Linked DNA regions of Homo sapiens: region 2 is linked to region 1. Evidence: read pairs that join two places in POLR2A ChIA-PET (ENCODE). Cell type or tissue: PC-9. All regions are shown on one strand.

Region 1 (2,500 bases):
GATATTTGTATACACTTGTCTAAATTCATTGAAATGTACACTTGCAATGTGTGCATTTTATTTTTTGTCTCCTTCCTTCCTTCTTTTTTCTTTCTTTCTTCTTTTCAGAGACAGGGTCTTGATCTGTTGCCCAGGATGCGGTGCTGTGGCTCAAACATAGCTCACTGCAGCCTTGAACTTCTGGGCTCAAGCCATCCTTCCCCCTCACCCTCCCAAGTAGCTAGGACTACAGGCGTGTGCCACCATGCCCAGCTATTTTTTTATTTTTTGTAGAGACAGAATCTCCCTATGAGACCAGCCTAAGCTGGTCTCAAACTCCTGGTCTTAAGAAACCTTCTTGTCTCAGCCTCCCAAAGTGCTGGGATTATAGGGTGAGCCATGGTCCTCAGCCTCATTTTATTTTTAAGTGCAAAAAATTGAGTTTTAAGTGTTGATTTTTAAAGGTCCCTGTCCTGGAGAAGCATAAACTTGATCTGATTTCTTATTGAAGAATCCTCTAACATCCTGAATTTTATTTAAGCATATAATATTAAGGTAAAACTTGCATTAAAAATTATGTAACTGGTCACTTAATGCCTGTCTTACATCTTTCTCATCATGAGCTCTTTGAGAGCAGGGACTGTGTGTGTGTCTTGCTCATTGATTACTGTATCTGATGGCTCCCACCATGCCTCATAGCTAGTAGGCATCCAATAGATACTTGTTGAATGAATATCCAGTCCATTTTAATCAATAAAGCTCCTTCTATACACAAAGCATAGTAGTGAGCAATGCAGGAAATACTAAAATAGGTCAGATGTGAAGAGCTAACAGTATAATAGGATCAATACCCAAATAATGACTATTATGTATTATATGTATTTTAAGGGTTTTTTGTGGGGAGTATCAGAACAATTCGAATTTCCAAAAAAGATCATCATTTTTGTTGAAATACTATGCTGATAGTATGTATTTCAGCAGCCAAAAGATAAAGGAAAGGAATATACACACAAATTTAGGCTTCTCTCGAAAAGCTTACAATGCTAGAAACTGGGAGTCACTTTCTTAGTTATTTCCCCTGCTTAGGTAAGCAATGTTAAGGGAGTACTCAAACAGCTGTGTTTTCTGGTATTCACAGAGAGGGAAACTACTAAATATCTCAACTCTAAGCCACCTCTGCATGTAACTTTCATGTACTCCACCCATTATCTCCTCCAACATTTTGGGTAAGAGATCAGTCACTTAGTCTTTTAAAAGTAAGAACATAAAGTAGTTAACTAGGAGGAAAAAAAATCATTGCCCAATCATGATTCAACAGCTGCAGAATTTAAGACCAAAGAGGAATGTGGTATTGCTGGACTTGCTTATTGGACTATGTGCTGTGAGTGTGCCTTTAAAATACAATGAGCAGGTAACCACTGACCTTTATAAAACAATGGCCCAGAAGTTGGCAGAAAGAATGAGACAGCTTACCAGGCACAACTGAGTGCATTTAGAAATGGAGAATTATGTTTAAGTATCGCTTCATCTATTTTACTATTTGGGAATTTGAATGATCAGCACCAAAACATTAATATTTTTATGGCATTGCACTGTTAGTGAGGTACATCCTTTTTATGCTCTTTTCTTTTCAGAGAGAAAGAGCAAAAATGACACTGTGAACACTGTCAAGTTCACATATATGTATTTGTGAAGCAATCTAAATGTCAAAATAGACTAAAGACATTCTTTCTGTTCTTCCATGTAGTTTCAGAAAGGCCCGGTTTAGGTATTAGGATGTGATGCCATCCTGTACTTACCTACGATGGATAGAATGATCCTAAAGTACAAGGAAAATAGGACATGGTAACATAAATAACGTTTGAGAATTTTTTCATATAAACAAAACATTCTGTTAAAACCATCTAGTTTTTGTTTTTGTTTTTGAGACGGAGTCTCGCTTTGTTGCCCAGCCTGGAGTGCAGCGGCACGATCTTGGCTCACTGCAACCTCTGCCTCCATGGTTCAAGCGATTCATCTGCCTCAGCCTCCCAAATAGCTGGGACTACAGGCGCGCGGCACCACGCCTGGCTAATATGTGTACTTTTAGTAGAGATGGGGTTTCACCATATTGGCCAGGCTGGTCTCGAACTCCTGACTTTGTGATCCACCCGCCTCAGCCTCCCAAAGTGCTGGGATTACAGGCGTGAGCCACCACGCCCGGCAAAAACCATCTAGATTTTTTAAAAACAGCCACCAGCTATAAAATTTACAGTGCTCTTTATATAAAATGATTTTGTCTATAAAAGTAATCCCATGTTAGACCTTGGGCTTTGGAATGTTATAATTATTTAATAGCTCAAATAGTCTCAAAAATTACCCAATGCAATAATTTATTTAAGTAACATTGAGGTCTTTATTTTTTAATCCAGTTGGATGAAACCTTAGATCTGTCAGTATACACATATTTAATGGTCAGCCTGGATAACCTAATAAGACAGAGCAGTAGAATATAACAAACTTGACTTGTATTCAGAAGAAA
Region 2 (2,500 bases), 130 kb before region 1:
TGTATTCATTTGTTTCTTAATGTGCTCATCTTGCCCATTAAGAATAATTAGCAGCTTTACTAACAGATTTTCTGGCTTCTGGCAATGTTTCTCCCCCTTTTTTTGTTGACATCCACTTTTACTTCTTAGAAAGTAATTTTTGAATAATATCCTACAACTGCTATATAATTTAGACTTCCTAAAATTTTAAAGGAAAGATGTAAACAGTAATTTTTAAATAAGTTTGTTTCAATCTATATGCATCAATAGTATGTGATTCAGTGAATTAGTTATTCTTACAGAAAGTGGGCATGCAAATAGAAAAAAAAATCATTCATATTAACCTCAGTCAGTAAAACAGATGACAACGAATGCCAATTGTAAGCTCTGTTAGCAAATCAAGAATAACATTAGTATTAAAAGCAGGAAAAACACATTGCCAATTTTAAGGCTTTATGCATGCTTTTTCTCTTAATTAAAAAAAATTAGATCTGGTTACAACAGAAAAAGGCATACAAACACAGAACAACTGCATGGTAAAAACGGAACTCCATCAGGAAAGTCCTAAGAGATGAAATAAAACACACTACCAGTTTTGGTCTGCATCCTGAAAAGACCTACTTTATCTACTTTGTAAAGTTCTTCCCCTCCTGCCCTTTGGCACCCCGCTATATTAAACCCATTGTAAAACCCAGCACAATAAAGCACTCTCAGGGCTGAGCTTCTGAGGACCAAATGTTAAAAATCCATTTTCTTGGGAGGGGGCTGTACCAATCATTTCTTTGAAAGGCCGGCAGAATGAATACAGAATCTGAGATTTCCTCTCTGATTTCAAAAGCTGGCATGGCATCTTTGTTGTTTAAAGCAAAGGTGTGTTAATTAATGACATTAGCATTGCTTCCCTTCTTTGGAAGCTCTGTAGTTTAGCTCAATAATAATTTTAGAACAATTAGACTTACATACTGACTACAGATGTTTCCCATAGTTTGATAAAAGTTCTAATTGGTTTCTGACGCTATTAAATAAGACACCTGCTGACTTGAAAAAAACCTTAGGTTACCGGGCCCAAGCTGAAAGTTTCTGTGGCTAAAATAATCTTCTCTTGTCCAATAATCCTGCTCCCCCCACCCTCTAAAAATTCTCTGGGGCTGAGCTGGCATACCTGAGCTTCCTCTTGCTCTGTATTCCCTGACATAAGGAGGAGGAGCACAGTGAAATGATACATGGATACATGCACGAAATAACTCAGAATAAAGCAGAGTGAATGAAAAAACATCTGCTCATCTTCAGGAATATTTTGAAAAACTTGAGACAGTCTCAAGAACGTGATTAAAATCCTGCATTTAAAAAAAGGAAGCACCTTTTGTGATCTCCTTCCCTTGTGTGAAAGGCCAAGATTGTGATTGGCTGTTTTTCCTTCCTGAATTTTTTTTAAGTCTGTCAGGCAATTAGCTGGGTGGGGCTCTGTAGAGCATACAAGTGTTACTGAACAATATTAGCTACTGTGCTTCTCGTTCCTCCTTTCTCCTGTTTGAGCAGCTTGATGAAGCTGCTGCATATTTTGAAAAAATCATATGGCAGAAGTCGAAAAAGAAAATCAGAAATAGATTGTATGTAAGATGCCACAGAAATCAAAACTGCTTTGGCAGTTTAGGAGCTTAAAATTCAAATAAGTAGATTGTCTCCCTCATAATGTAAATGTAAGGCACACCAAAAAAAAAAAAAAAAAAAAAAAAATCCAAAGCAAACATATCTGCCACTTTTCCTCTCAGTTTCTAACAGCTGTTAACTGCCCCTGAACAAATCAGCTCGACTGCTAAAGTAGCTACATTTATGCTTGCTTTCTTAGTTAAAGTACAGTTCAATTTTCATGAACTCTGTGTACATATTAGTAAAGCATAATCTAATGGAGTTTGAACTGCAATAGCATAGCAGAAAAATAGAGATAGCTTGTATAATCCTAAATAAAATCCTAAATAAAAGGAAATAATGAAGAACTGACAGCTGTTCCAGTGGGGGATATAGGTACCCTCAGCAATTAGACCAGGCACAATATTATACAGTACATACAATATCAAGTGTATAAATGTAATAACAAACATGAAGCTGGAAGTTAATATTTGCCAGCAATATCCAAATACAATAAATACCAAATAATTTGTTTTACACTGGCAAATTCCAATGGAAATAAAAGAACAAGAATGCTTGAAAATTATTATGAAACAAATTTTCTTATTGCCTCGGGAGGTCCACAAAAATAGGCTCCTTTCATGAGAGATGTCTATAAAAATCTATGGAAAGAAAAAAACCTACGGAGTTGTATGCAAGGAATTCATATATTTCTACTTTTTCTTAATTACTTATCATGTATGTAGGGGGGAAACTCTCTTTTAATACCCCATGCTGTCTTTCTTTATATCAATTGTTACTCAGCCAGGAAAAAGGAATGAGCACAACAAACCCGTTTTCTATCTGAATAAGGATACTTCTGATGGCCTTTTCATTCCCATCAGTTAACAGA

Evidence for each region. Peaks named below come from ENCODE experiments on the same cell type or tissue, not always from the same donor. Only the 100,000 strongest peaks of a DNase experiment are listed, where the experiment ranks them.
Region 2: POLR2A ChIA-PET joins it to region 1 with 20 read pairs; 2 of 35 experiments call an interaction of 5 or more read pairs at or near these places.

What each region holds. Positions count from the first base shown.
Region 1 is chr2:44,581,403-44,583,902 of GRCh38, reverse strand. All of the region lies in intron 3 of CAMKMT (calmodulin-lysine N-methyltransferase), which reads right to left. Among named protein-coding and RNA genes, the nearest start is that of CAMKMT, 220 kb to the right of the region's middle. In PC-9, no CTCF peak of the experiment used is centred here; a DNase peak (open chromatin) is centred at 1,322; H3K4me3 peaks cover 298 bases; H3K27ac peaks cover 1,807 bases.
Region 2 is chr2:44,707,428-44,709,927 of GRCh38, reverse strand. It overlaps CAMKMT (calmodulin-lysine N-methyltransferase), which reads right to left. Exons shown (of 11, transcript NM_024766.5): 6 at 2,466-2,500. Among named protein-coding and RNA genes, the nearest start is that of LINC01833, 230 kb to the left of the region's middle. In PC-9, no CTCF peak of the experiment used is centred here; DNase peaks (open chromatin) are centred at 1,117 and 1,427; H3K4me3 peaks cover 564 bases; H3K27ac peaks cover 981 bases.